Linked DNA regions of Homo sapiens: region 1 is linked to region 2. A link is an interaction called in ENCODE POLR2A ChIA-PET data of the cell type or tissue named here. Cell type or tissue: MCF 10A. All regions are shown on one strand. Links, peaks and the distances in the headings refer to the core of each region. The heading gives the core; the rest is flanking DNA.

The links. ChIA-PET counts read pairs that join two places held together with the same protein. Peaks named below come from ENCODE experiments on the same cell type or tissue, not always from the same donor. Only the 100,000 strongest peaks of a DNase experiment are listed, where the experiment ranks them.
Region 1: POLR2A ChIA-PET joins it to region 2 with 5 read pairs; 7 of 35 experiments call an interaction of 5 or more read pairs at or near these places.

Annotation. Positions count from the first base shown.
Region 1 is chr6:85,574,335-85,586,764 of GRCh38, reverse strand. It overlaps SNX14 (sorting nexin 14), which reads left to right. Exons shown (of 29, transcript NM_153816.6): 2 at 12,387-12,430. Among named protein-coding and RNA genes, the nearest start is that of SNX14, 13 kb to the left of the region's middle. In MCF 10A, for the core only: no CTCF peak of the experiment used is centred there; DNase peaks (open chromatin) are centred at 5,694 and 6,114.
Region 2 is chr6:85,519,026-85,527,626 of GRCh38, reverse strand. It overlaps SNX14 (sorting nexin 14), which reads left to right. Exons shown (of 29, transcript NM_153816.6): 21 at 1,390-1,501. Among named protein-coding and RNA genes, the nearest start is that of SNX14, 71 kb to the left of the region's middle. In MCF 10A, for the core only: no CTCF peak of the experiment used is centred there; no DNase peak of the experiment used is centred there.

The DNA.
Region 1 (12,430 bases), core at 4,367-6,866, 56 kb before region 2:
AGACCCTGTCTGTACCAAAAAAAGAAAAAAAAGTAGCGAGCCTATGGTCCTAGCTAACTCGGGAGGCTGAGGTGGGAGGATTCCTGGAGCCAAGAGTTCAAGGCTACAGTGAAATATGATTGTGCCCCGACACTCCAGCCTGGGTGACAGTGCAAGACCATGTCTCTATAAAAGATAGAAATAAAAAAAAAATCACTTCCATACAAAACTATAATATTACAAAATTAACAATAATTGGTTAATATCATCTAATAACTACTCCATAATAAAAATTTTCCCTATTGGGTAAAAATATATAGTGCAGTTGTTCTAATTGGTATCTAAACAAGTTGTACTCCTATTTGGTTCCTACATCTCAAGCTTTTCTAAATGTCTTGTAATCTAGAATAAGGGTTGACACATTTTTTTCTGTAAAGTGTTAGGTAGTAAATATTTTAGGCTTTGTATACCATGCTAAGTCTCTGTTGCTTATTCTTCTTTCTAAAAAACCCTTTAAAAATGTAAAACCTTTCTTAGTATGAGGGGCATACAAAAACAGGTATACTTTTGTCCACAGGCCATCATTTGTCAACTGCTGATCTGGAAGATCCCTCCTCACCATTTTTTTCTCCTTGCCATTGACTTGTTGAGGAAACTGGATCATTTGTTCACATTCTGGATTTTGTTGTGGTTTCCTTGTAGTGTCTTGTATTTTAATCCTCACATTTGTATTTTTGGTAGTCACAGTGTTTGATCTATAGGCTCAATTAGATTTAGTTTTTTTTTTTTTTTTTTCCTGTTGCGGGGAGTGGTGCAAGAAGACTTTAGTGATGCCATGTACATTCCATTGCATCACATCAGTGGATATGTAAGATAGGATTGCTTCACTTTTAATGGGTTCAGTTAATGTCCACCGATACTGTGTCCAACAAACTTACTCTTTGGTTTTACCATTTATTTATTTCTTGAATCAGTTACTTAATTATGGGTTACAACATGGTTATTCTCGAATTCTCTCATTTCTTCTGTATTTTTAAGTTTGATTCTTTTTTGTAGAATTGCTTTACTCCATCCGTTAGGTCTATTTAGTTATTCTGATAGATAGTTCAAATTGGAAAAGTAGGATAAATGCTTACTCTTTATCAATTTTTAGAGTAATAATTGGTACCCTACTAACCTCCATTAGTATCCAGTTAGAAGTTTGGTTGTTTTATTAATTTTTTCAAAGAACTAGCTTATATTTTGTTAATTTGTCATTGTTGTCTATTTTGTTGATTTCTGCTCTTGACTATTTCCTTCCTTTTCATGTGTTTGGATTTATTGTTTTTCCCCCCAAGTTTCTGAATGCTTAGCTTATTGGTTTTCAGTGTTTTTGTTGTTGTTGTTGTTTGTTTTTTTTTAATTATACTTTAAGTTCTGGGATACATGTGCAGAACATGTGGGTTTGTTACATAGGTATACATGTGCCATGGTGGTTTGCTGCACCCTCAATCCATCATCTACATTAGGTATTTCTCCTAATGCTATCCCTCCCCCAGTCCCCCACTCCCCAGCAGGTCCTGGTTTGTGATATTCCCCTCCCCTGTGTCTATGTGTTCTCATTGTTCAACTCCCACTTATGAGTAAGAACATGCAGTGTTTGGTTTTCTGTTCCTGTGTTAGTTTGCTGAAAATGATGGTTTCCAGCTTCATCCATGTTCCTGAAAAGGACATGAACTCATCCTTTTTTATGGCTGCCTAGTATTTCATGGTGATAGTATTTCCAGTCTATCACTGATGGGCATTTCGGTTGGTTCCAAGTCTCTGCTATTGTGTATAGTGCTGCAATACACAAACGTGTGCATGTGTCTTTATAGCAGAATGATTTATAATTCTTTGGGTATATACCCAGTAATGGGATTGCTGGGTCAAATGGTATTTCTGGTTCTAGATCCTTAAGGAATCACCACACTGTCTTCCACAATGGTGGAACTAATTTACACTCCCACCAACAGTGTAAAAGTGTTCCTGTTTCTCCACATCCTCTCCAGCACCTGTTGTTTCCTGACTTTTTAATGATCACCATTCTAACTAGCATGAAATGGTATCTCATTGTGGTTTTGATTTGCATTTCTCTAATGACCCGTGATGATGAGCTTTTTTTCATATGTTTGTTGGCTGCATAAATGTCTTCTTTTGAGAAGGATCTGTTTGTATCCTTCGCCCACTTTTTGATGGGGTTGTTTGTTTTTTTCTTGTAAATTTGTTTAACTTCCTTGTAGATTCTGGATATTAGCCCTTTCTCAGATGGATAGATTGCAGAAATTTTCTCCCATGCTGTAGGTTGCCTGTTCACTCTGATGATAGTTTCTTTTGCTGTGCAGAAGCTCTTTAGTTTAACTAGATCCCATTTGTCAATTTTGGCTTTGTTGCCATTGCTTTTGGTGTTTTAGTCGTGAAGTCTTTGCCCATGCCTGTGTCCTAAATGGTATTGCCTAGGTTTTATTCTAGGGTTTTTATGGTTTTGGGTCTTACGTTTAAGTGTTTAATCCATCTTTATTTGATTTTTGTATAAGGTGTAAGGAGGGGGTCCAGTTTCAGTTTTCTGCATATGGCTAGCCAGTTTTCCCAACACCATTTATTAAATAGGGAATCCTTTCTTCATTGCTTGTTTTTGTCAGGTTTGTCAAAGATCAGATGGTTGTAGATGTGTGGTGTTATTTCTGAGGCTTCTGTTCTGTTCCATTGGTCTATATATCTGTTTTGGTACCAGTACCTTGCTGTTTTGGTTACTGTAGCCTTGTAGTATAGTTTGAAGCCAGGCAGTTTGATGCCTCCAACTGTGTTCTTTTAGCTTAGGATTGTCTGGCTATATAGGCTCTTTTTTGTTTCCATATGAAATTTAAAGTATTTTTTTTTCTAATTCTGTTAAGAAAGTCAATGGTAGCTTGATGGGGATAGGACTGAATCTATAAATTACTTTGGGCAGTATGGCCATTTTCACGATATTGATTCTTCCTATCCATGAGCATGGAATGTTTTTGCATTTGTTTGTGTCCTCTCGTATTTCCTTGAGCAGTGGTTTGTAGTTCTCTTTGAAGAGGTACTTCACATCCCTTGTAAATTGTATTCCTAGGTATTTTATTCTCTTTGTAGCAGTTGTGAATGGGAGTTCACTCATGATTTGACTGTTAGTCTGTTATTGGTGTATAGTAATGCTTGTGATTTTTGCCATTGATTTTGTATCCTGAGACTTTGCTGAAGTTGCTTATCAGCTTAAGTTGATTTTGGGCTGAGATGATGGGGTTTTCTAAATATACAATCATGTCATCTGCAAACAGAGACAGTTTGACTTCCTCTCTTCCTATTTGAATACGCTTTATTTCTTTCTTTTGCCTGATTGCCCTGGCCAGAACTTACAATACTGTGTTGAATAGGAGTGGTGAGAGAGGGGATCCTTGTGTTGTGTCAGTTTTCAAAGGGAATGCTTTTTGCCCATTCAGTATGATAATGGCTGTGGGTTTGTCATAAATAACTCTTATTATTTTGAGATAGATTCCATGAATACCTAGTTTATTGATAGTTTTTAGCATGAAGGGGTGTTGAATTTTATTGAAGGCCTTTTCTGCATCTATTGAGATAATCATGTGGTTTTTGTGATTGGTTCTGTTTATGTGATGGATTATGTTTATTGATTTGTGTATGTTGAACCAGCCTTGCATTCCAGGGATGAAGCCGACTTGATCATGGTGGATGTGCTGGATTCGGTTTGCCAGTATTTTTTTGAGGATTTTCGCATCGATGTTCATCAGGGATATTGGCCTGAAATTTTCTTTTTTTGTTGTGTCTCTGCCAGGTTTTGGTGTCAGGATGATGCTGGACTCATAAAATGAGTTTGGGAGGAGTTCCTCTTTTTCTGTTGTTTGGAATAGTTTCAGAAGGAATGGTACCAGCTCCTCTTTGTACCTTTGGTAGAATTTGGCTGTGAATCCTTCTGGTCCTGGGCTTTTTTTGGTTGGTAGGCTATTAATTACTGCCTCAATTTCAGAACTTGTTATTGGCCTATTCAGGGATTCAACTTCTTCCTGGTTTAGTCTTGAGAGGGTGTCCAGGAATTTATCCATTTCTTCTAGATTTTCTAGTTTATTTCAGTAGATGTGTTTATAGTATTCTCTGATAGTAGTTTGTGTTTTTGTGAGATCAGTGATGATATCCCCTTTATCATTTTTTATTGTGTCTATTTGATTCTTCTCTCTCTTCTTTATTAGTCTGGCTAGTGGTCTATTTTGCTAATCTTTTCAAAAAAAAAAATCGGCTCCTGGATCCATTGCTTTTTTGAAGGTTTTTTTTGTGTGTGTCTCTATCTCCTTCAGTTCTCGTTTTCAGTGTTCTTTATGTCTGATGAATATAGGGTTTTTCCTTTTTCTTTCAGATTGAAGAACTACCTTTAACATTTCTTGTACAGTAGGTCTGGTGTTCATGAAATCCCTCAGCTTTTGTTTGCCTGGGAAAGTCCTTATTTCTCCTTCATGTTTGAAGGGTATTTTTGCTGGATATACTACTCTAGGGTGAAAGTTTTTTTCCTTCAGCGCTTTAAATATGTCATGCACTTTATATCCTATGTCTCTCCTGACCTGTAAGGTTTCCACTGAAAAATCTGGTGCCAGATGCGTTGGAGCTCCATTGTATGTCATTTGTTTCTTTTTTCTTGGTGCTTTTAGGATCCTTTCTTGGTATCCTTGACCTTTGGGAGTTTAATTATTACATTTCTTCAGGTAGTCATCCTTAGGTTAAATCTGCTTGGTGTTCCTAATCTTCTTGTACTTGAACATTGATACCTTTCTCTAGGTTTGGGATGTTCTCTGTTATTATCCCTTTGAATAAACTTTCTATCCTGATCTGTCTCTCTGCCTCCTCTTTAAGGCCAGTAACTCTTAGATTTGCCCTTTCAAGGCTATTTTTTCAATCTTTTAGTTGTGTTTTGTTATTTTGTTCTTTTGTCTTTTCTGTGTATTTTCAAATAGCCTGTCTTCAAGCTTAGTAATTCTTTCTATTACTTGATCACTTCTACTATTAAGAGACTCTAATGCATTCTTCTATATGTCAGTTGCATTTTTGAACTCCAGAATTTTTGCTTAATTCTTTTAATTATTTCAGCTTCTTTGTTAAATTTATCTGATAGGATTCTTTATTCCTTCTCTGTGTTATCTTGAATTTCTTTGAGTTTTCTTAATACAGCTATTTTGAATTCTCCATCTGAAAGGTCACATATCTTTGTTTCTCCAGGATTGGTCCCTCGTGCTTTATTTAGTTTGTTTGGTGAGCCATGTTTCCCTTCATGGTCTTGATGCTTGTGGATGTTTTTCAGTGTCTGGGTATTGAAGAGTTATTTATTGTAGTGTTTGCATTCTGGGCTTGTTTGTTTCCTGTCCTTGGGAAGCCTTTCCTGGTATTCGAAGGGATTTGGGTATCATCTATGTTTTTGGTCAATGCAGCCATATTTGCATTAAGGGGTACTGCAAGCCTAGTAACGCTGTGGTTCTTGCAGACTTACAGAGGTACCTCCTTGGTGGTGTTGGATAAAATCTGGAAGAATTCTCTGGATTACCAGGTAGAGTCTCCTGTTCTCTTCTCCCACTTTCCTCCAATCAAATGGAGTCTCTCTCTGTGCTGAGCTTCCTGGAGCTGGGGGAGGGGTGACACAAATAACCCTTTGGCCACCAGGAGTAGGAGTGTGCTGAGTCAGACCTGAAGCCAGCACAGGCGCTGGGTCTCATCCAAGGCCCACTGTAACCACTATCTGGCTACTGACTATGTTAGGGCTCTATAATCAGCAGGTGGTGAAGCCAGCCAGGCTTGTGTCCTTCCCTTCAGGGTGGCAAGTTCCCCTGGATATGGGGTGGTTCCAGAGATGCCATCCAGGAGCCAGGACCAGGAGTTGGAAACCTTAGAAATCTACCTGGTGTTTTATTCTACTGTGGCTGAGCTGGCACCTATACCACAAGACAAAATCCTTACCACTCTTCCTTTTCCCCAGGCAAAAGAGCCTCTCTCCGTGTCAACTACCACCATAAGCCCATGGGAGTGCTGCTAGACTCTATCAATCTAACTACTACTGTCAATGTTTACTTAAGCCCAAGGCCTCCTTAGTCAGCTTGTGGTGAATGGTGCCAGGCCTGCAACTCACCTTTCAGGGCAATGCACTCCCCTTTGGCCCAGGGTAGGTCTAGAAATGGCATCTAAGAGCCAAGGCCTGGAATTGGGGACCCCAAAAGCCCTCTTGGTCCTCTACCCCACTGGCCAAGCCGGTACCTGAGCTGTAAGACGACATCCCCTTTACCTTTTCTTCTGCTTTTTTGAAGCAGAAGAAGTCTCTCTTTGTAGCCATCAGAGCAGTGAATGTGCTAGACACACCTGAGGCCGGCATACCTCAGTCTTACCCAAGACCTACTGTGTGAATACCTGGTTACTGCTGCTGTTTTATTCAGTCCAAAGTCTCTTTAGTCAGCAGACGATGAATCCTGCCAGGATGGGTCCTTCCTTTAAAGGCAGTGGGTTTCCTTCTGGCCCAGGGTGTGTCTAGAAATGTTGTCTGGGAGCTAGGGCCTGGAATGAGGGCCTCATTACTCTGCCCAGTTCCCTGTCTTCCTGTCCCTGAGATGGTATCTAAGTTGAAAGACAGAGTTATCTTTACTTTCCCCTCTCCTCTCCTCAAGCAGAGGGAAAGGGTCTCTTTCGGACCTGCAAGCTGCACTGCCTGGGACTTGGAGAGGGGTTTCACAAGCCTTCCCTTAGCTGCCTTGGTAAACAAAATAACCATAAGGAGAGAGAGAGGCAGAACAAGATCGCCAGATAGAAGGCTCTCATCATCCTCCCCACAGGATGTCTCACTAGTTCACATGCCCTCCAAGTCCACTGGCTTTGAGCCCCAGCACAGTAGTAGGACTTGCCTAGGCGTTACAGTCCTTGTGGCCTAGACTGCCTTTCAAGTTTACTTAAGACCTTTCAAGTTTATTTAAGAACTCAGAGCACTTTAACCTGTGGTGTCAAGGATTGCTGAAACTCAGGTTTGGACTACTGGGATGAGCAGTTGCCCTCTGGCCAGGACATGTGTAAATGACCTCTTTTTGGGCATCGGCTAAGTTCTTCCTGGTGTTGGCAGCACTGAGTTTCAGTGCAAATTCTCACAATCACTGTGTTGTCCCTCTCTCAAGCCGTGTGCTTTCCTTTGACATGTGGCCACTTCTGGGGGCTGCAGAAAGGGTATTGGCAATTTCAGAATTGCCTTTGCTACCCTCTTCCATGCCTCTTTCAGCAATATGAAGTTAAAATCATGTACTGTGATCAGTCACCTGGTTTTTGATTCTTATGAAGGTTTTTTTTGTTTAGATAGTTGTTAAATTTGGTGTTCCTGTGGGGAGGATGATGAGAGCCTTCTATTTGGCTATCTTGTTCTGCCTCTCTCTCTCCTTATGGTTCTTTTGTTTACTTTTTTTGCTTTTTGCTTGGCTGTCATTTCAGTTATCTCTGTAGTGAACAGGTATTTTTCTTGCCCATGCCCGGCACCTGGCTCTTGTCTTCTTTGGGGTTGGTCACTTGGGTGATGATGGCCAGGCCATCCTTGGGTATGTGGCATGCCAGCTGTTTACCTCTGAAATCTTTTTTTTTTTAGACGGAGTCCCATTCTGTCACCCAGGCTGGAGTATAGTGGCGTGATCTCGGCTCACTGCAACTTCTGCCTCCTGGGTTCAAATGATTCTTCTGCCTCAGCCTCCTGAGTAGCTGGGATTACAGGCACACACCACCATGCCCGGCTAATTTTTTTGTACTTTTAGTAGAGACGTGGTTTCATCATGTTGGCCAGGCTGGTCTCGAACTCCTGAGCTCAGGTGATCCGCCCGCCTCAGCCTTCCAAAGTGCTAAGATTACAGGCGTGACCCACTGCGCCCGGCTACCTCTGAAATCTTAAGAATCAAATATGTCACTTACTCACCAGTGTCAACTTCTTTCATTTAGTCAGTCACACTGTCCCTGCTTCTTGACATTTCAGTCTCCTGACCCTGCTTTCTTTCTGTATGTTGTCCCTCTTCTGTTGTTAGTTTACTTTCTGATGCAGTTTAGAGCCAGTCTAGCTTAGACAGATAGCTTGGTCCATCAGTCATTTCATGCAGTCTATTTCTAGTATCTTTAACTCCATCCCTTCCATTCTACTCGCCTGTCAGAATCCAAATCTGGGATCATTGATGCTGTTTGCTTTTTTTAGGTTCATATTCTGAAAACTGAATGCTGCTGGAAAAGATCCCACAACTGAAAGTTCATTGTCTTCAGCCTCAGTAATGTCCAGCAGTTCCCCAGGATACCCCCCTCTTCCCTTCTCTGTGGCAACTGTGTCAGAATTTCCCCAGTCTTCTAGAACCTCTGTTATTTACTCTCTGTCATGCTACCTTTGTCATTTACTCTCAGGATCTCCTGTTCTATATAAAAGCCATTATATGGCTTTTAATTCTTGTTACCAAATCTACAAATGTAACTGCATATTCATCCTTCTATGCATCCTGTGTGGTGTTGGGAAAGAGACATTTCTCTCATTTATAACTGTTTCTTCCATGTAGATTCTGAATCCTAACAACTCCTACCTTCTGTAAGATAGTATTTACGCATTATTTCTTTTTTTGTACTTCTTTCCCTCTTGCCTCCTTTTCTCCTATATCACCATTTAAATGTGATCAGGTTTTTAATCAAAAACCTTAACTTACTCTCCCCCTCCAGTTACTGTGTTAGCTCTCCTTTTATTTAGAAAGAGAATTATCTACATTTACCAATCCCACTTCCTCACCTCCATCTCACTCCTCAATCCGTTGTAGCCTTTTGCCATTCTAAAATTGTTTTTGCCTGGTTAATCAGTGCCTCTTTTATTGTGAAAACTAATGGACACCTCTCAATTTTTATTTTACAAACATTTGGTCATGTTGTCCACTTCATTTCTGTAGTATTTTTTTTTCTGTTTGTTTGTTCGTTTGTGTTTGACCTTGCCAGTTTTTATGACTCGACCCTTGGTTTTCTTTCCAATTCTTCTAATTACTTGATTCCTTTATAGATTTCTTTTCCTCTGCCTGGTTCTTAAATATCTTATGCTCATTTCTTTTTTAACTCTGTAGATTCTCCCTGGGTCATGTCATTTATTCCTATGGCTTCAGTGATATTTATGTTGATAATTTCTAAACCTTTATCCTTAGCCCATATTCTCTCCAGAGATTGAGACTACCCAATATTTAGGTGCTTGTGGAACATTTCTGTGTAGCGTGTTTTAAAATATCTGAAACTTAACATGCCCAAAGAGAACTGATTTTTTATTTTTCTCTTCTGCTTGCTTTTATGTATTTATTTATTTAGACGGAGTCTCGCTCTGTCACCCAGCCGGAGTGCAGTGGCGTGATCTCAGCTTACTGCAGCCTCCACCTCCCAGGTTCAAGCAATTCTCCTGCCTCACCTTCCCTAGTAGCTGGGATTACAGGCATGCGCCACCATGCCCAGCCAATTTTTATTTTTATTTTTAGTAGAGATGCGGTTTCACCATGTTGGCCAGGCTGGTCTCAAACTCCTGACCTCAAGTGATCTGCCTGCCTTGGCCTCCCAGAGTGTTAGGATTACAGTTATGAGCTACTGTACCTGGCTCCTTCTGCTCACATCTAATCAACTACTTAATCCTCTTGATTTTTCCTCCCAGTGTCTCACAAAATAATTCACTTTTTAAGATCTCTAAGTCTCTTCCCTAGTTTAGGCCATCACTGACTCTCATAGATTACTGCAACAGTTTTCTAACTAGGCTGTGTGTTTCCAGTCTAGGCCATTCTCCATATTTCATCCAGAATGGTCTTCCTATTATTTAATCTAATGATATCCTTCTGAAAACTCTTGAAAATTTTTTAAAATCTTCTTAAATCTCTTAATTGTCTCATAGGTATTACTCAGGACTCTTGATGGTAGATAACAGAAACTCAGCTCACACTAGGTTTAACAAAGGGCAAGCCTTGGAAGGTTTTGTAAGTGCAGAAATAACTGGAGTGTAGCTGGGCCCCAGAAACACATGGAAGCAGGATTTGGAATACTGCCAATACTTTCTTCCCCTTCCTTTTTCTCCTCTCTGAATTCTGGCATCATTCTCTTCTCACTCCGCTTTCCTTTAAGTGACAAAGCATATGGCTGTCAGTTTTATTACAGCTTCACATTTCTACTATCATGAGATGAATGAGACTGGTTGGACCCCAGTTCATGCAGTTTACTCTGTCAGTTCGTGCAATTTACTGTGTTTCAAATGCCTGTTACTCACTAGGTTGTCTCAGATGGTGTCCATCCCTGAACCAGTCAGCTGTAGGTAGGGAAGAAGATGCTATGATTGGCCTATTTTGTTGTTGTTGTCATCGTTTTGTCTATTCTTAATCCAGTCTTGAGTGAGGGAGATAGAATCTTAGGGAGATAAAAGCTCTTATTCCCATTTGAACTTCATGAATAGAGTGTAAAGAAAGAACACTTTGCAGAAGGGATTGTAGTCTCTACTGAGTCTACAAATTATTAGATCCCTACAGTGCATTTTCTTGTAAGATAATACGGGCAGTCCCTGGTTTCTCTGGTAGTGAGGGTCTGTAAAAATGATTGTGCAAGCAGAAACTGTGCAAAATGGTTTCAGTCAATGGGAAAATTACGATTGAGTTTTAAAAAATTTTGTCAAGACATTGAAAACTCTCATTGTCAGTTATAATAGTATAGGGAAATGAAAAAAATAGTAAAGTGAGTAGTACACTGTAATTTTAAACATTAGAAACATTGAGAATTAAAGTGTTATATTTCTTTGTAAAAAACATATTAAGAGTAACTTAAACAGTGTTTGTCTTCTTCTCATCCGATAACATGGGATATGGAGCGAATATCTTTTTCATGCATAGGTGAATTACCATACTCCTAAGTTTGGATCAACTTTCAATGTTTTATCCAATGTTGTGAAATCTCCAAAAGTTCCTTTGCTGGTGTCACTTCTTCTGGGACATTTTCATCCTTGTGCCATAACCACTCTTCTCATTGTTGTCAAAAAGTTCACTACCTTTGTCTGGCTGCATAGAATCTGTTGAACAGCAGCATTGTCATCATTCCCACAGTCAGCTATTTCTTCTGTACTTCATTTACATTTGATTTGAATTTTACTTCTTGCATTACCACTGTTCATTTCTTTGTTTCTCTTTAATATTTGTGGGCCAAAGTCCATGTTTGTAAAGTGTATTGCAGATTTATTATTGGGAGACAGGGAGGTAACACAACTCCATGGTTTCCTGTCTGTGCATGCACTAAAGAATAACAATGTGCAGTGAGTGACCAGTCACTGACAGAACTGATGTGATTGGTCCCTGATCATGATGCACATCTGTTATTTATATAGTGATTTGTGGACTGATGAGTTAGCAGAGTTTGTACTTTATACAGTTACTCACAGTTAATAAATAATACTGTGGTCATTGGCATTTGAACTGTGTTGTGGGGGACTGGTGTTATTTAGCACAATCATGGTATCTGAAATTTTTGCATATCAGAACTGTGCAATGTGAGGACTACCTGTATTAAGACACACATTGCCCATTATATCACACTATATTATTTGGCTTCTGCTTTTGCTTTTAGATTCATCTTAAGGCCTTCTTCCTTGGAAGTGTGCTCACACAGACCTAAGCCCATGTGTTTCTCTCAAGTTTGAATTCCCCTGCCTCTTCTCCAGTCTCCCATACCTCTATCCTATCCTCTTCTGTTTATTTGTTCCTACTTACCCTTTAAGTTTTTCTGTAGATATTGCTTTCTCTGAAAAAACTTTTCTGTTCTTTTCAAATTTGGGTTAATCAGCCTGTGGTATTCCCATATCACACAGACTTTCTGTCGTAATATCACATGTGTGATCACATAGTATTGTGCTTATTTTTACTTACGTATCACCACTACTAGACTGTGTTTTCCATGCAGGTAGAGACTATGCAGTGCAGTTCCTCACTGTATTCCCAGGGCCTACCTCTGTCTATAACAAAATAGGTACTTAGTAAAATTTTTTTGATGTAGTGAAAAATAATCAGAATTTTGTTGGGATATGAATACTACAATATCATCAGAAGGTATTCTGGAAGAATGTAGTATAGACTAGTTAAACATAGGTACCAATTATGAAATATTGATCATTTATGCTTCCTTATCCTTTAAATGAAATATGTATTTGATAGCATACATCTTATGATTCTTGTATTTAATACATTACAAAAAATTAATCATAATTTGAAAAATTGCTTCAATCTGATATTGTAGGTGCTTAATGAATGCTTGTTAAGTCAGTGAAGCGGTAACTTAGAATTAGGCATTTTCTTTGGTTGTAATAATTATTTTCATTTATTTTTAAGGTATATTCATATTTTAATGATCTTCTGGTCATTTGTTGCTGGAG
Region 2 (8,601 bases), core at 1,128-3,627:
TTATCAAGTGCTTACAAGGGAGGATACTTTCAATTTGTTAAAAAAATACTTTATTTGGGCATGGAATTTTATATTTTTTAAGAATTTTTCATTCAGTTAAATTTGGATGCTTCCTAGCCAAAAAGAAAGACTTTTAAATTAAAAATACTCAGCAGTATAAAGGAGTATTTACACTTTATTTCCTGTCTCTGAACTGTTGAATGCTTTCAACCCTAAGTTGAAAAAAAAATATATATATATAGGTATCTTCTGTATAAATTTTTGGTGATATGAAAATTGAAATATGAAATAATAATTAACTACTGCAAGGATGTTTGGTTAAAACACAAAGCTATGTTTTTGTTGATACTATTAACTCATTATTTGAACCAGCTAATTATTTCTACAAACTAGAGTACTTCACTCTGGAAGAAATATTTTCTTGTAATATGGATTTAAATTAAATTTTTAATGTAGATTTCTGCTTATAAAGTTTTGTGACTTTCATAGTTAGGAAACTATTAAGACTGGGTTAATTTTGGCTTTTAAAAGTCTTTTTTTAATTTTTTTTATTTTTTGAGACAGAGTTTTGCTCTTGTCATCTAGGCTGGAGCGCAACGGCACGATCTCAGCTCACTGCAACCTCCACCTCCCGAGTTCAACCGATTCTCCAGCCTCGGCCTCCCAAGTAGCTGGGATTACAGGCACCCACTGCCACTCCTGGCTAATTTTTGTATTTTTAGTACAGACGGGGTTTTGCCATGTTGGCTAGGCTGGTCTCGAACTCCTGACCTCAGGTGATCCACTGTATCAGCTTCCCAAAGTGCTGGGATTACAGGCATGAGCCACCGCACCCAGCCCATGTTATCTTATTAGAAAACAGTGTTGCAGGAAGAACAGACAACAGATTTTTCAAGTTATTTCACATTTCCCCATCTAGTTTTCTGCAAAACCCTTTATGCCGACTTTTAAAAATTTATCAGGACAGCTGTATCATGCTATCATTTTTTTCTATAGTTGAGAAACTGGAAATAATAGTAGCTAATGTTTAGTTTTACTTCCTGTGTGTCAGATACTGTGCTAAATGCTTTATATAACAATACTATAGGTAGTGTCATTATTCTCATTTTATAAGTTAGGAAACTGACTCTTGGGCAATTTAGGAACTTTTCTAGTGGCACTTAGCTAGCATGTGGAAGAGCCAGGATTCGAACCCATTCATATCTGACTATAAAGGCCAAGGTCTTACCTACTATCCTATATTCTTCCCTCTAAAAATGCAGTTGCTTTGTTATTATTTTAAATATAAAGTAGCTTTTGGGGATTTAAAATTTAAAGAAATTAAAATACAGTTTTGACTACTCCTCTAGATTTCTAAACTGTGTTTTCCGTTTTTTTTGTTCATTCAAGAAACTTCTGCAGCATCCAGAACTGAGTAATAGTCAACTTCTGGCAGACTTTCTTTCCCCTAATGGTGGGGAAACACAATTTCTTGATAAGATACTACCAGATGTAAATCTTGGTAAGTCAATTTAAAGAATCATTATAAGATAATAAGCTGAAAAGAATCAGCATTTTCAGATTAACTTAGAAAAATATATAGTATAGCCTATGGTAAACTCCGAGGGCCCTTATTTCTGCATTTAGAGATAAATTGTCAGATGCTGACCTTAATCTGTCCATTTTGAGTTCTGATTATTTAAGCAGTCACTTCTAGCCATTTGTCATCACAGAAAATTACATTAGTCAATGTATTTATAAATTTATTTTGTTAAATTTAAATATAAGAAAAGTAGAGATGGTATTTTTAGCATATGCGAATCAGTGTTTTCATCATACAGTATATGAATAGCTGTGTTATTTGAAATTTGTCATTAAATATCTCAAAAAGACTAGATCTGTTAACATTTAACTTAGTTTAAGACAGTTGCATTTTTCCACGTCTTTAAGTTATATCATGCTCTTCCTCATTTTGTATTATAAAGCATTACAAATATTCCTTAAAACCTAATTTTTGGGTCACTTGTAGTAGTTATTTAGGTAAGTAAACTTTGTATAAACTAGCTTTTAATTAACTTGAATTAATCTGTCATTCTGAGCAAATTTCATTTCATGGTACTTCTGTACATGAATTTTATTTAAAGTTTAATTGTTGGCTATAAAACTGGCATAGAATGTACACATGAGATTGTGGAAATATTTCTGCTTTGAATATCATTGTTAATTTGTTTTGAATTTTTCATTAGTAACAGAAAAATAATTTAGTTTCTTGATCTTTAATTTCAAAGTAACTTTATAATTAGTAAAACCATTTTGCAGTTAGTAGATTGCCTTATTTCTACTAGTACTATTGTAAAGGAAATTAAGATGTGTGAGAAAGCTTATATTTGGTCTATTTTTTAAAATATTAATTTTTATTATGACAGATATAGAATCTGTAGTCAAAGCACAGTCTGCTGGGATACTGAAGACCTTATTATATTTTTACTATTAGAGATTGAAGTTAGTATTTCCTGAAGATCATGTTTCAGAAAGTGTTTTTGTGTTGTAATACTTGAGCACTTAATTTCAGCTATCACTTTTGGATGAATTATTTATTATAGTTTGTCTAAATAGCAACAAGTTCAGCAGAAATCCAGATAGATCATCTTCTCTAACCACTAATATAGTACATACATTACAAGTACATGTATAAAAAATAGAAATATAACAAAGGATTCAATTAAATAAATGGTAGTCTGAAATTTTCCAAAGAATCATCCCATAAACCCCTGGCATGCCTCCATTCTGTTTTAAAAACTGTTCCTTAATTACTGTTCCACCTGCTGGTTATCAGTGACTGGATTTTTTTTTTTTTTTTTTCTGTGATGGAATCTTGCTCTGTCACCCAGGCTGGAGTGCAGTGGTGTGATTTTGGCTCACTGCAGCCTCCACCTCCCAGGTTCAAGCGATTCTCCTGCCTTAGCCTCCCAAGTAGCTGGGATTACAGGTGCCCACCATGACACCCAGCTAATTTTTTTGTAGTTTTAGTAGAGATGGGGTTTCACCACGTTGGCCAGGCTGGTCTTGAGCTCCTGACCTCAGGTAATCCATCTGCCTTGGCCTCCCAAAGTGCTGAGATTACAGGCGTGAGTGAGCACCATGCCTGGCCAGTGATCTCATTGTTAACAGAGACATCTCACTCCTCAGTCTTCTTGACCTCCTCTGCAGCATTCTTCCCTTTAGAAATTCTTTGCCTTTGGCATTCATTATTGCATATTATTCTCTTAACTGTTTCAGTCCTATCACTACATTTTCATCCTACACAATCCTCCTTTATCTCTATACACATAAATATAGGTGTTTTCTAAGCTCTGTCCTCAATTTTCCTCTTGCCAGTCTCCACAGAACCTATTATTTTAATCTTTACCTATATATAAATGTTTCTCTTTTTCTTTCTTTCTTTCTTTCTTTCTTTTTTGAGATGGAGTCTTGGTCTGTCGCTGTCGCCCAGGCTGGAGTGCAGTGGTGCCATCTTGGCTCACTGCAACCTCCGCCTCCCGGGTTCAAGCAGTTCTCCTGCCTCAGCCTCCCTAGTAGCTGGGACTACAGGCACACGCCACCTAGCCCAGCTAGTTTTTGTATTTTTAGTAGAGACTGGTTTCACCATGTTGGCTAGGATGGTCTCGATCTCTTGACCTCGTGATCTGCCTGCCTAAATGTAGTCTGACCTTTAGTTGTACCTTTCTAATACCCAGTTGGACGTCACCATCTGATCTATCATCTTTTCAGAACCAACGTGTAATTCTGTTAATGATACTACAGTCATTTCAGCCATGCTTGAAATTTTACCATTACCTCTTAGATTTTCTCTCCCATGCTCTCACTACACATCTTTTTTTTTTGGAGATGGAGTCTCTCTGTCACCCAGGCTGGAGTGCGGTGGCGTGATCTCAGCTCACTGCAACTTCTGCCTTCTGGGCTCAGGCATTCCTCCCACCTCAGCCTCCTGAGAACTACAGGTGTGCACCACCACACCCAGATAATTTTTGTATTTTTAGTAGAGATGGGGTTTCACCGTGTTGCTCACGCTGGTCTTGAACTAAGTTCAAGTGATCCGTCTGCCTCAGCCTCCCAAAGTGCTGGGATTACAGGTGTGAGTCACCATGCCCTGCCTTACACATGTTTTTAGTTCCCAGATTCTGTACGTTTTTCCTATTTGGTGTCTAACTCATGTCTTCCTCTTCATTCCCTTTACTGTTTCCTTAGTTCAGTTTTCATTGCCTCTTATTTGAACTGTACTAAGTTTCCTATCTAGTCTCCTGGATTCCCATCCTCCTCCTGCTCTCTATCAGTTTATCTTATGTAACATAGCCACGTTAATCTTCCTAAAGTACACGTTTGACCATATCTAAAATCCTTTGGTTTTTCTGTCTTTGTTAACTTAGGAAATCTTTATTGTTTAATATGGAACCCTCTGAAAATCACTGTGTGCTTTGATACCAATATAACTTACCGGTATTATTTCTTACTACTTCCTTTCATACTTTAGCAAAATTGAATCCCCTATATTCTTTTGCTCCAATGCCTTTGTTTATACTCTTTTCTTCTACTTTAAATGCCCTTCCATATTACCCATTTTTGAAGATCCAGCTGAAAGAAAGGGACGGCTGGTTCTTCTTAGGGAAACAGGGAAGCCTTTCTTAGGAAGGTATCATTTGTCTAATCTTGAAAGATTAATAGAAATCGGCAGGAGATAGATAAGGAGATCATTCCAGTTGGAGGGACTGGCATGTACAAGAGGCATGAAAGAGGGAATCAGCTGGTAATGTTTGGAGTATCTTGAAGGTACAGTACATGCAAGAGAGTGAGACTAGAAAGATAAGTTATGGCCGAATGTGTCATGATAAGGAATTTGGACTTGATCATCTAAGCAGGGGGAAAGAGACACTGATAGATTTTAAACAATGAAACCTAATCAGATTTAGGTTTCAGAAATCCAACTCTAGCAGCAGTTTAAAGGATGATGCTAAAGGTACTTAGAATCAGTATCTGGGAATAAACCTAGTAGAGTATGTGTATGCATGACCATTATAGAGAAAATTGTAAACTTTTATTGAGAGATATTAAAGAAGACCCAAGAAAATAGAAATCGTATTCATTGTTTAGAAACCGCAATATTGTAAAGATGTAAATTTATCCCCAAGTTGATTTCTAGCTATAATACAGTCCCAATCCAAATCAAACAGGTTGTGTATGTGTGTATACCTTGAAGCTGAATCTATAATTTATATAAACACGCATAGGACCAAGTAGGTAACACACTTTAGAAGAAGAACAAGGTTGGAGAGCCCTATCATATGTCTTGACTTATAACACCAAATCAGTAGACCCATGGAACAGAACAGAGATCCCCAAACTGATCTATACGTCTGTGGACACTTGATTTGTGAGCATGGCTCTGCAGAATGGGGAAGGAGTCAGCTTTTCAAGAAATGCTACTGGGACATTGGGTATACATTTGAACTCCTACGAAGTAGCCACATTTAAGTAGACTAAAGTCCTATATAGAAACCTGTAAAGGTATTAGAAAATAGCAGAGATAAATCCATGTGTTCATAGTCAACTAAATTTGACAGAGGTGTCAAGAACCTACATGGGGGAAAGGACACCTGTTTCAATAAATAGTGCTGGGAAAACTGGATATCCATATGCAGAAGAATGAAACTAGACCACTATCAATCACATAATAAAAAAATCAAACTCATAGTGGATTAAAGACTTAAATGTAAGACCCCAAATTATAAAACTACTAGAAGAAAATGAGGGGAGGATGCTTCTCGACTTTAGTCTAGGCAAAGATCTTATGGCTAAGACTTCAAAAGCATAGGCAACAAAACAAAAATAGACAAATGGGGCTAGATTAAACTGTTAGGTTGGTGCAAAAGTAATTGTGGCTTTTGCCTTTTTTTCTTTTAAACAGCAAAAATCTCTCTTTTGCACCAATCTAATAAAAGGCTTCTACACAGCAAAGGAAACAAGCAGCAGAGTGAAGAGACAACCTGTAGAATGGGAGGAAATATTTATGGATATTTTACCTGTATGTTTTGCAACTATTTAACCTGTACAAGGGGAGAGAATATTTGCAAATATTGCAAATTCAGTTAGAAGACAATACAGTAGAAAAATGGACAGAAGAAAAATAATTTCACCAGCCTGGGCAACGTAAGTGAGACTCTGTCTCTACGAAAAAAAAACAACAAAAAAGTAGCTGGGTATGGTGGTGTGCATGTGTAATCCTGGTTGTTCCAGAAGCTGAGGCGGGAGGATCACTTGAGCCCAGAAAGTTCGAGGTTACAGTGAGCTATGAGCACACCACTGTGCTCCATCCTGAGTGACAGAGTGAGACCCTTTCTCTAAAAACAAAAGAAAAAACACTTCACAAAAGAGGAAATCAATATATGGTCAATAAATACATGGAAAGGTGCCTAATTTTATTAATAGGGAAACTCAAATTAGAATCATGTTTGGGAAACACCGCATTCACCAAAGTTTTTAAAAGTCTGATTATACTAAGTGCTAAATATTGGTGCAGATGTAAAGGAACAGGAACTCTTACACACTGTTAGTAGGACTATAAATTGAAAAACTACTTGGAAAAATTGTTTGGTATAAAAACTGAAGGACCCAGCAGTTCCTCTCTCAGATATATACTTTGGAGAATCTATCCATGTTTAAGAACGTTCATAGTAGAGTTCTTTGTATAGCCCAAACTAGAAACAGCACAAATGTTCATCAGCAATTGAATGGACAGATAAACTGTGGTAAAGTCATAACGTTGAATACCCATATCATGAGGCTACTAGCAACAATGTGGATGAACTTTTAAAAATGTTGAATGAAAGAAACAAAACATGAAAGAATATATACAGTCTGATTCTTTTTACATAAACATCAAAACAGACCAAACTAGTGTAAGCTGGAAAAGTTTGAATAAAATTGTTAAAAAATCGTTGGGCGTGGTGGCTCACACCTGTAGTCCCAGCAATTTGGGAGGCTGAGGCAGATGGATCACTTGAACTTAGAAGTTCAAGACCAGTGTGAGCAACATGGTGAAACCCTGTCTCTACTAAAAACACAAAAATTAGCTGGGCATGGTGGTGGGCGCCTGTAGTCCCAGCTACTCAAGAGGCTGAGGCAGGAGAATTGCTTGAACCTGGGAAGTGGAGGTTACAGTGAGCCGAGATTGCACCACTGCACTCCAGCCTGGGCAACAGAGCAAAACTCCATCTAAAAAAAAAAAAAGGTAAAAAATAATATAGCATTGACTAGTTGCAGTGGCTCACACCTGTAATCCCAGCATTTTAGGAGGCCGAGGTGGGTGGATCACTTGAGGTCAGGAGTTCAAGACCAGCCTGGCCAACATGGTGAATCCTTGTCTCTACTAAAAATACAAAAATTAGCTGGGCGTGGTGGCGTGCACCTATAATCCCAGCTACTTGGGTGGCCTAGGCAGGAGAATTGCTTGAAACTGGCAAGTGGAGGGAGCCGAGATCATGCCACTGCACTCCAGCCTGGGCGACAGAGTGAGACTACATCTCTACTACTATTACTACTACTACTACTGCTACTACTACTACTACTACTACTACTGTATAAAAGCAATATTTCTAAATATATTTTATTTTTTATTCATTTGTATTCATTATGGTTTTTAGAGACAGAGTCTCACACTATTGCCTAGGCTGGAGTGCAGTGGCACAATCATAGTTTTTTTTTGTTTTGTTTTGTTTTGTTTTTTGAGACGGAGTCTCACTCTGTCACCCAGCTGGAGTTCAGTGGCACGATCTCAGTTCACTGCAACCTCCATCTCCCGGGTTCAAGCGATTCTCCTGCCTTGGTCTCCTTAGTAGCTGGGATAACAGGCGTGTGCCACCACGTCCGGCTAATTTTTGTATTTTTAGAAGAGACGGGGTTTCACCATGTTGGTCAGGCTGGTCTCGAACTCCTGACCTCGGGATCCGCCCGCCTCGGCCTCCCAAAGTGCTGGGATTACAGGCGTGAGCCACCACGCCCAGCCAACACAATCATAGTTCACTGCAGCCTCAAATCCTGGGCTCAAGTGATCCTTCCTGCCTCAGCCTCCCAAAGTAGCTAAGACTACAGGTACACACCAGCACACCTGGCTAATTTTTAAATATCTGTAGAGATGGGATCTCGCTTTGTTGCCCAAGCTGGTCTTGAACTCCTCAATTGATCTTTCCACCTTAGGTTCCCAAATTGTTGGACTTACAGGCGTGGAGCCACCCTGACTAGCCTCTAAATATATTTTATATGATGTAATCTGAAGTAATGTATATGGAACTAAATCAGTGAGTTAAATAATGCAAGTAGACATTTGGCTTCTGTCTATACCCACACCCCCACCCAAATCAATACATTTATTTGAGTCAAAATATTTAGTGTTTGTGTATCTTTTTATTGGGGGAAAAAAGTGAGGACAAAATATTTGGTTATATATGGCATTTAGGAGATTGGGTATTCCTGGTTACTGACTAGGTTTGATTGAAGAAGAAATGATCAGGGATGATCCAAGTTTCTATTTAAATAACTGGATGAATGCTGTTACTTGTTGGAATAGGG